Regions from separate parts of the Mus musculus genome. Here region 2 is linked to region 1. Evidence: chromatin loops called from intact Hi-C (ENCODE). Cell type or tissue: gastrocnemius. All regions are shown on one strand. Links, peaks and the distances in the headings refer to the core of each region. The heading gives the core; the rest is flanking DNA. Region 1 has its middle 49 kb from the start of Gm23325. Region 2 overlaps Pak3 (p21 (RAC1) activated kinase 3).

The links. A loop is a pair of places that touch in the nucleus more often than their neighbours do. Peaks named below come from ENCODE experiments on the same cell type or tissue, not always from the same donor. Only the 100,000 strongest peaks of a DNase experiment are listed, where the experiment ranks them.
Region 2: a loop joins it to region 1, with 15 times the contacts of the local background. A loop is called at or near these places in 18 of 42 quality-filtered maps.

Annotation. Positions count from the first base shown.
Region 1 is chrX:143,460,272-143,465,649 of GRCm38, reverse strand. No RefSeq gene overlaps it. Among named protein-coding and RNA genes, the nearest start is that of Gm23325, 49 kb to the right of the region's middle. In gastrocnemius, for the core only: a CTCF peak has its summit at 2,827 (motif pointing left); a DNase peak (open chromatin) is centred at 2,820.
Region 2 is chrX:143,661,587-143,666,964 of GRCm38, reverse strand. The region is part of intron 1 of Pak3 (p21 (RAC1) activated kinase 3); the gene reads right to left. Among named protein-coding and RNA genes, the nearest start is that of Pak3, 150 kb to the right of the region's middle. In gastrocnemius, for the core only: no CTCF peak of the experiment used is centred there; DNase peaks (open chromatin) are centred at 2,048, 2,402 and 2,591; H3K4me3 peaks cover 879 bases.

The sequences.
Region 1 (5,378 bases), core at 256-5,255:
TTGAGGCTCTACCACAGTGGATCACAAACTTGAGCTTTCATCTGGATCAAATGGAAAGATTGTAAAACTACAAACTGTATCCCTAGAATTTTTGATTCAGTAGCCCAAGAATGTTCCCAATATGCTGATGCTGTGGATGATTTGGGAGGGAACTCTCTCTCTCTATCTCTCTATTTTTCTCTATTATAAATGCATGTGTGTGTGTGTGTGTGTGTGTGTGTAATACATACATATATATATATATATATATATACATAATTTTGAGACAGGGTCTCACTAAATTACATAAACTGCCTCGAATAGCATGGATTGATATTTTTAAATGTTAACAACAGGGTTTTTAAAAAAATTTTATTGGTTACTTTATTTACATTTCAAATGTTTTCTTTCTTCCCAGTTTCCCATCTACAAACCACCTATCCCATCCCCCCTTTCTCACCCTTCTATGAGGGTGCTCTCCCACCCATGCACCCACTCTAGCCTCACTGCCTAACATCCCCCTATGTTGGGGCATTCAGCCTCCACAGAACCAAGGCCCTCCTCTCCCATTCATGCCAGAAAAGGCCATCCTCTCCTCTGCTATATATGCAGCTGGAGCCATGGGTCCCTCCATGCGTATTCTTTGGTTGGTGGTTTAGTCCCTGGGAGCTCTGGGGTGTCTGGTTGGTTGATATTGTTGTTCTTCCTATGCAGTTGCAATCCCCTTCAGCTCCTTTAGTCCTTTCCCTAACTCCTCCATTGGGGTCCCTGTGCTCAGTACGATGGTTGTCTTCATGCATCTGCAATGGGTTGACATATTAATCAAGCATCCCAAGTAATCCTAATAAAAATGTACCACAGAACAATCGCATATTTAAATGAATTTTTACAGTCACTTTTACATTAGAGAACAGAGTACCTAATAAAGGCTGCTAGTGAAGTAACAAGATGAAGTTCAACGACAAGATGGTGCGGCTTCATAACAATGTCAGATACAAAAAGAGTTCCTGACTTTTATGTGTGTACATATACAGATCTCTGGATCTAACTCACAGATGTTCTGAAGGCCTGGCTACAGCCCAGGAATCTGCCTTTCCAAAGAACCCTCTTAGAGACTTGGAGGCAGTTACCTCCCTATTCACAATCTGCAGTATAATATCTTGAACATTTGAACAGATCCATGGGGTTCATAGACCACAAAAACCATCATTGTCAAAATTCCTATACCTATGATGTAAGAATTTCCTTGTGGCTTTCACCCAGATGTCTTCAGCCCAGATCATGAGTTTCCTGAGAAGGATGCTACAGCTCAGGTTGTTCAGACTCAACTTCCCTGAGTAAAGGAGCCAAATTCTTGCTCTTTGTCTGCTTGACAGAAGAAGATACAAAGTGATCACAGTGACACACAATGACTGAAGAACAATAGGGATTTCTTGAATCTTGTCATTCACACGTGATAGAAACAGAATTCAAGCTGGAAAAGGGTACAATGTTGGTTGTAGAGGCTTCTTTTTCATTTCCCATCCTCTAACAGATGCTATCTCAAGTAATATCTTGAATGTCTCTCCAGATGTTGCCTTTCCAACTACTGATCTTGGATGATGTCTTTGAAATCTACTTGCTTTCTATTTACAGAAATATAATTAGAATTAGTACTAACTACTCCTTATAAGTCACTCTATCTATCTCGTGTAATCCTCACAGCAGCCCAGCGAAATCAAATTATCATTTTTATAGGTAAGTGGACTGAGGTCCAGAAGGGGCTAAGCAATCAGCCCAATGTCACCTTGACAATGTATGACCCAGGAACAAAATGCCTCTGAGTAATCATCTTTGTCATCTTACCACTCCTGCTTCATGGAAGCGCACAATAACAATATATATTGCATTTGGAGTATGTGCCTGGCGCTGTCCTAAGCATTTCAGTTGTAGTAGCTTCTTTTAATTCTTACAACTTAGAGAGCTGGGTGTTATTTTTATCTTCCTTTTGCAGGTAGAAAAGCACAGAGAGGCTAGGCAACATGCCTATGGCCATACAGCAGCTAACAGGCAGAGCTAGGACGAAAAGCTAAGTAATGTGATCCCAGTGGCTACCTGCTTACTTCCAGTGTCATATGACTCCCTCAGCAGAGTGAAGCCACAAATGGAAGCCTAAACGATTACAACAATTGAATTCAAATGCAAATGTTGCTAAAGTTCCTTGTTCTGAACATACCCTGCCACAGTGACTTTGCCATTCACTCAATGCTTTCCTCCAGATTCATTTACCATGAACCTCTGAGGGAAGTTTTCCCTGTGCATGCCAGAGACATCCACTGGCTGGTCCACATTAACAAGCCACATGATAGTTAGCCTCTAAATCGCCATATCCCAAGTTCTGCTAAGTTGTAGTCCTCTGGCTTCTGAATCCTTTGATAGATCTGTAGAATGCCAGGACACTGAACTTGAGTCTGAAATAAAGTTTTATCCCTATCACCTTTTCCCATTAGAAATGGACTTGGCTGGCTGGCCTACTTTTGTGGTCCAGGTTTATCTCTCAGTAAAAATGGTCCACTTCTTTTCTAGACCTCCAGAACTAAACCTCAGTCTTACCTGCTTTTTCTTCCTAGGTGGGCTAGCCTCCTCTTTCAAATCCGACACAGCAGGTGGAGAATCAAACAGGTTGCTTCCAGCTCATGTTTCTCAGGGTTCCTCTATTGTCTAAGGGAAAGAAAAGGTAGATTTACTGTGCCTAGTGGTCACTCTAGGGCTAAGTTAACACAGAGAGGTCGTGGGGTGCACCAATGTGAATGACCATGCTTCTGCATGGTTTTCAAATGATTTCCAGTTCGCTATTGTGCCACCCTCTGGATGAAAGAGGAAGTGATCGCACTAAGACAAATATTGAAAGCTGCAACAGTCTTTGGATCCTGCATCTGCAATCTTGTGCTTGATCCTGAATGCATCGGGGTAGGGAACTGCTCTTATAGCTGATCAGTTCTCTTGACAGATGTTCTGTGGATTTTCACAGTCAGTCTCTTCATTAGATTCTGGCCTTCAGATCGCAACAGCTGCAATCTTCAGCTCCCATCCCTCACTCAGGAGGGTCCATCAGACAGGGACTGACTAGTATGGCCTCTAAGTCAGATTATGCACAGCAGGAACTTGAGAAGCCGGCTGCAGAAATCTCTTCTTTGCCTTTACTCACTTGTAACTTCACTTACATTCAACTCAGCGAAATGTTTCCTGTAATTATGAACCAAGCAAAACTCTATGATGAGATTTACAGTACTCGTGACCTTGTCATTAATGGAAGTCGCAGACTGTTACATATAATTATAACAGCTACTTTATAAAGTCCTCGGGTACCATTTATGCTCACCACTGCATCCAAATTAGGATAGGAGAGACCTGCCATTAAATCTTCTTAATAGAATTTAGCTAGTGAAGCAGGTAGACTAACTACAGAGCTTTATCTTTCTCTCCTCTCCTCCAAATCCAATCCCTTTGTCTCATCCCAGTTCTGTAGCAGACCATCTTGTTGGGAGCCATTTTTGTGCTTCTCTGAACCAGAGGGAAAAAAAAGAGAGAGAGAAAGTCTCTAAAACCTCTCAGCTAAAACCTCTCCTGCCAGGCAGAGTCAAGGTAGGTCAAGGTCTGTTAGCAGATTTCTTGCCTGACTGAGGCATGGAAAGATAGGAGGAGGTGGACCTGTGTCTCAAGGCTAGGGACTGAAGATTCTATTGACCTTGGTGGAAGGAACAGAGAGGCCTTAAAATGGGAACAGATGTCTTGTGTATATTTTAGCAAAATTGTTTCTGCTAGCTTGTGGCTTTGCTTCCCACAGTATATGAAGGCGATGAGAAATACACTTGTTGCTACCTTGTATTCCGTGGCAGCCTCTCTGTACCTGTCTCTTGCCTCTTCTTTCCGCCTTTCCTGTAATCAGCTTCAGCCCACCCACCCATCCCTCCCTAAAGGGACCTTTTGACTTCTCTTAATGGTCGGTCTGGTATACCATCTGTTCTGACCTTCCCTTCCTCTCTGCCCCCACTTTCAGTGGATCACATAGCTCTTCTACTCCAAATTTCCTTCTCCCCCAACTTATTCCATTATCCCACCCCCCCAACTCCATCAGTTATTCCCTCGGAATCTTCCTGCCACTCCAGGCAGAGAAACAGGTAACTTTTTTTTTTTTTTTAATTTTAATTTTTTTTTATTATCATCTTTGGGGAAAATTCAAGCTTTTTTTTTTCCATTTTTTATTAGGTATTTCGCTCATTTACATTTGCAATGCTATACCAAAAGTCCCCCATAGCCACCCACCCCCTCTCCCCTACCCACCCACTCCCCTTTTATGGCCCTGGCGTTCCCCTGTACTGGGGCATATAAAGTTTGCGTGTCCAATGGGCCTCTCTTTCGAGTGATGGCCGACTAGGCCATCTTTTGATGCATATGCAGCTAGAGTCAAGAGCTCCGGGGTACTGGTTAGTTCATAATGTTGTTCCACCTATAGGGTTGCAGATCCCTTTAGCTTCTTTGGTACTTTCTCTAGCTCCTTCATTGGGGGCCATGTGATCCATCCAATAGCCGACTGTGAGCATCCACTTCTATGTTTGCTAGGCCCAGGCATACTCTGACAAGAGACAGCTATATCAGGGTCCTTTCAGCATAATCTTGCTAGTGTATGCAATGGTGTCAGCATTTGGAAGCTGATTATGGGATGGATCCCCGGATATGCTAGTGTCTACATGGTCCATCCTTTTATCTCAGCTCCAAACTTTGTCTCTGTAACTCCTTCCAAGGGTGTTTTGTTCCCACTTCTAAGAAGGGGCATAGTGTTCACACTTCAGTCTTCATTTTTCTTGAGTTTCATGTGTTTAGGAAATTGTATCTTATTAACTGCAGATTTTCACCACTGCCTCAATTCCTCCAAATCCATTCTGCCAGTCTCTTACCCAACTTTGTAGCAGACCACCTGCTGCAATCCTCACCAAACCCCTGCCCAGATCTACAGTGGATCACATACATCTTCCAAACTTTCTTCCCCCAACTTATGGCTTTACCTCACACCAACTTCACCAGGAAATCAGCCTGCCAGAGAAGGAGGTAGTTTAACAACAAACCTTCACCTCTCCCTCCACTCCTCTAAATCTAATACCCCAATCTCAGCAGCTGCTGTAGCCTCCCCTTTTCTCTGCCCCCTATCTCCATGGATCACACAGATCTTCTCCTCTGACATCCCTCCCCATTCATTTGGTTGTCCTAGCCTCAAACTCCAGCAGGCACTCTCTGAGTGCCAATGAACCCTGCCAGAAAAGCAAGTAGGTCAAAGAAGATGGTAGGCGAGTGTCAGATCTTCACTTTCCCTCCTCTTCCCCCGCATCTAATTCCTGGGTCTTAACCACAGCTCTGTAGCA
Region 2 (5,378 bases), core at 94-5,093, 200 kb before region 1:
AAGATTTCTTCTGTCTCTTTGTATCTCTGTCTCTCTGTCCATGTTTCTCTCTCTCTTTCTTTCTTTTCTTCCTTCCTTCCTTCTTTCGTTCTTTCTTGTCTGTTTTTGTCCTAAACCTAACTCAGCCATGCAAAACAGTCAGACTCCTGTCTCAGATACTAGTCTCTCCTGTTCCCCCCACCCACCGTGCCCTCTGTCACCCACTATGAAAGCATTGGTTTTTTTTTGTGTTTGTTTGTTTAAGACTGCTCCCCATCACATTTCTTCTCATTCCTTTGCCTGAAGTTACTGGTTCCTGAAAATGGGTTACAAAAAGTCCCGTATAAGCCTTTATTGAACCATTGCTGACTTGACTAGCAAAACTTTTCCATTACCATTTCACCAGAGGAAATAGGACTCTTGAGCTCCTGGCATGATGCTGGCCTTTTTATCTCCACTACAGCTCTGCTTCTACCAACTCCATTAACTTCAACCTATTCACTCCGATTTCTAGATCTGATTTCTCTTGTATCAGTCATTCTCTTTGACCCTGTGCTTAGGCTTGACTTTATAATAGCAGAATCTCTAATGGCAACCCCTGCCATCTTTACTCTCATTTTCCACTTTTCTCATCTATCAAATAAATCTACTACCCAGTCTCTCCCAAACCCTCAGCAAACATGTCTTCTCTGTATACCACTTCCACCTGTAAACGGAAATGCCCACAACCTGTAGGAATGATCAGCACTCCTATGTTCCGGGGGTCTTGTGGACCATTGCTTGCACTCTCATCACAATGTGTACTTGTCTGTTGGGAGATTTAAAGAATCTGCCTCTTACATACTGAGGTCTCTCTGGATTCTGGATTACCAATAGCCAGCTTTAACCCAGCATACCTTCTAGATTCTTTTCATGTTGTGTCTTGCACGGACATAGAGGAGTATGACATTTGTATCCAGGAAAAAAAAAAAGAGGACTATTTGGCTCTCTTCCCAGATTCCAGCCTATTAATCATCCATTTACGTCCATTACCACAGTGAGCCCCTTTACTCAAAGGTGCCTGTGATTGGATGCTCAAGTGCCAAATCACACATCCTGACCAATTATAATTTTACACATGGCCCAGTGAAAACCACACTGACCTTTTATACCTGGCTCATCCTAGAACAGGGCCACAGTGCTGTCACCAACAGGAATGGACCTCCTTCTGTTCCAACACCTCAGACAGCCATACAGTTGGCCTGGATTTGAGTCTGCAAAACCATTGGGGAAGGGAGCAAAACTAACATGGCTAAGGGCTTCCCCGGTGGAAGCCACTTTTTTTTTTTTTTAAATAGCACCGCAACCACCCCCATCAGGCTTTCCAAAGCCAAGGCACGCACCCTTCCCTCTGCTTTTACAGCCCACACAGCCCAGAAACCCCAAGAATCTAGAAATGGACTCTGGAAGGTGGGAACAAACAAACAAGCAGACAGGCAAAAAACAACCCAATGGAGCCTCTGGTTATCTCCTTAGAAGAACCATCTATATCCCCCAACACCCACACTCTACCCTCAGCCACCACCTAGGGAAGCAAAGCCTGCTAGAGCCTGAATCTAAAATGTTCTGTTCACTCAGAAGTATGTCAGTCATCGTAGCAGGTCACAAACTGAGGGCAGCGTCTTCTGGGAGCTACAGGAATGGGAAGGGAGGAAGCAGCAAACCCAATGACCCCCACTCTCCAGATAAAGACAGGGGCCAAGGGGGGGGGGGGAAGATGCCAGGCTTTTCTAAGGGCCATATTGAATCCATTCAGTCCCCGCAGAAGAAGAAAAAGAAAAGGGGGAAAAAAGGTCCTCTTGTCATTACCATCCCCCCAAAGAGAAAAGGGGAGGGGGATTTTTTTTTAAAGAAAGGAAAGCTCCCTTTTAAGAAATTTGGCACTTTTCTGTTTCACTCAGGTTGTTCTGATGCAGACTTGGCCAGACTGCGGCCACACCCCCCTCCCCTTCTCTGGAGGGCTGCTGTCAACAGTATGGCTGAGGCGGGGTGGGGGGGTTCAGGGGAAGATGGTAGGAGACTTACAGTCTGACATAGCTTTCAGGGCGGATTTTGCCCCAGGCGGCCCAAACCCCAGTAAGCTAACCCTGGGCTTGGCTAAGGGAAGAAGCCCAGGTCCTTCAGGACCAGCCCGGACACACCCACTCATCTGCCTGAGCAAACCCCATGAAGCACTGTGCGCTAGGTCCCAGGGCTTGGGCAATGGAGCCACGTAGAAGAGTCAAAGCTGGGACACAGCAAGAGCAGGAGGGGGACACAAGAAAGAACATCTGCCCGGCATTCTCCCCTCCCCCGAGCTAGCTCGGTACAGTACAGAAGTCGCGGGATTTACCTGCCAAGGGTCCAGCCACCCTGCCAAGACCTTTCCAGTACCTCGGAGCACGCTGGCAGTTGGGCTGGGGAGCTGCAGCCCAGCGGCCGCAGCCGCAGCCCCGGGCCCGGCTCGCTCCCCCCACGGCTCTTCTTTCACCCAATGCACTTACTCCCAGAGGAGAAAAAGCTACAGCCCCCAGCGTAAGACCCCAGACAGTTTGCGGCCACAGCTGCCTGCCTACTGTAGAGCCCCTCTGCTCAGCAACCGCTCCCTAGCTATGCTATGACGTCACCTGGGCTCTGCACCGTACCTAGGCCAATCAGATGGTGAGCATAAAAGTAAAATCGCCCTGAGTGGGCTACTGGGGACCAATCTTTTGTTTCCAGGCAGGAAGCGCCCTAGGAGGGGGGAGAAAGTGAAGGGGGTGGAGAGAGGAGAGGGAAGGGAGATGGAAACTTCTACACTGTCAGGATTGTCTAAAGAGGAAGGTGGAGCCATTGAGAAAGACACCAGACAGGAGTGGAGAGGGAACATTTCATGCATCTTTCTGGGTTACAAACACTAGGCTTTGAGATGCGTTTCAGGCTAGGGAACCCATCTACTGGAGCAGGCTTTCTTGAGGAAATTTGGATTTGGGACACCACCTGTCAGCCTAGCAGGTTACATAGACAAGTACGAGGGTGTGTGTGGTGGGGAGTATGTGGCGGTGAAATTAAGAAAGGTAGCAATTTAAGCAGGATAAAAAACAGTCTTCTGTACATGAAATATACATTTCAAAACAGGTGGCATTATGCAAAAAGGAATAATTATTCTTCCAATTGAGTACATTGATTTCACACAAATCCCCTTGCTGTCTTTTCCCTAAAACCTTTACTGATTTATCCTGTCTTTATGAGAAGCTTCAAATATTTACAGGTGTCCTAAGCCATTTAAAATCTACCCCTGAAAAGCATCACTTCCTCCCAAATCCATACTCCCTAGAATTTTGGCAGATCATACAAATTATGTCAAATCTCTCCAATGAAACAATAGGCTGCACAATATATGTATGTTTGAACTACAATGATGTAAAAATTGCCTCCCAACACAGAAGGGAGGGAGCATAAAATTGTAATGGTTAGGTTAATGTCCTGGGATTATAGGTTATTTTGTTCTCTACTTTTAAACTTTTTGTAAATAAAGATAAGTGTATCCTTGTAAAAGTGAATAGCCAAAATGAATAGTGACTCTTTCTGCTGCCCCTTTAATTTTCTCAACACTGCATAAGAACCAACATTCATTTCTTCCCAATTACCACACAATGCATTTTAACACCTAAACTGAATTTCACCTTTTTCCAAATCCTCTGACGAAGAGCCACACAAATGATCTCTTGATTCACAAGAGATAATCACTCAGATAGCTGGGAAAGTCGAGGTGGGGGTGAGAATGAATTCATTTTGAATAACATCAGGAACAGAAAGGGAACAATGATCAACCTCAGACAAAATAGGGAAAAGGATGATAGAGACACAATAAGCGACATGATCCAAACAGGTCTTATGGATGACTTTGCAACATTTTCCTTCAATAAAAAATTACATATTTACACATATGTCAGTATTGTATAAAGACTGTCGAAAGTAGTAGAACAGGGATTTATATTTAAATCTAAGTACAAAGTTCCTGGATTTTCTAATATGCTGGAGTGTATGCTTAATGAAAAATAAGCATGGTATTAATGGCTATGAAAATATGCACTGGCTTTATAAGGTAAGCCTTGTTTTAAAACAAGGTATTTAAAAATAGCCTTTAAAACCCATCCCGGTGGTTACCTTCTAATGCAACGCAGACTCTCTCTCCCATTCTTGATTAATAGGTTGAAATCAGAATGGTTCTGCTTACAATGACTTTGCAGATATCTTTTTAATTAACTTTTGGGTTAAAACAGTAACTACATCCCATTGATTTTTTTCTTTTTTACACATAATGGTGGAAGTAATCTAAGTAATACTGATCTAAATGTCATTTACTTAATGGTAATGTATCTTATTTGTAAATTGCATTTATGTTGGGTTCTTTCAAACTAAAATACTTTTTAAAAAAAAAAGGAAGCATAACAGGATTTTCCTGGTAATGATTCAATGGGGTATTGATTTAAATTGTAATTAAAAGGTATTTGATTTCACTCTAATCCTCACATATACCTCAGCTATAACTCGGAGCTATTTATGCAGTCACTTCACGTGGTTATTTCAACATTTCATGTGTGTATTTCTTCTCTCCCCAGTGATTACAGAAACTAAGTGTGGGAAGGGGCAAAATCCTATTAGGTTCTTGACAAATGGAAGTCTAGTAATGCCATTCAAACAACTAACTAACTAACTAACTCCCACAGTCTTCTTCTCCCTTGCATACAAGTGCCTCTGGTTTAAGGATACATCCTTACTTGGGATGTGTATCATATTTCTCAGGTTACAAACCTTCTTTGTATCTCACCACTAAATTCTCACAATACCCACAACAGTGTACCTCAGCAAGCATTATGATCTGAAATTTCATCGAATGAACAGTGGAGTTCCAGGGCTTTGAAGTCACCAGCACATTGCGTCATAGAAATACATGGTCATACAAACCAGGCTTCCTTCTCTATCTTCTAGGTCCTTTGTATCATACTATAAGGCAATTTATGAGTATATTTAAGGGATAAGTAAGAACGTTGTTTTCTTTTTTCTTTTTTTCTCTTCTTTTCTTTTTTCTTTTCTTTTTTTTTTTTTTTTTTGTCCTTGTGGTACCAAATGAGATGTGCCATCAGCAAAGACTAATGTCATTCAAAATTTCCCTTTTGAGTTTGTGTTTCTGTGTTAGTTCCTAGCACCCAAACCACATCTATGACTTACAAGTCTATAATTTAGAAGAGAAGAGAGATATCCAAAGTGGGACTTTTATAATATAAGTAAATTAAAGTTAGTGTCTTCATTCCAGTCAAATCGTAAACTAAGGAAATATTGCACACTCTCATATAGCATACCATTAATGGGACTAAGAAGTGAGTAAGATTTTATCA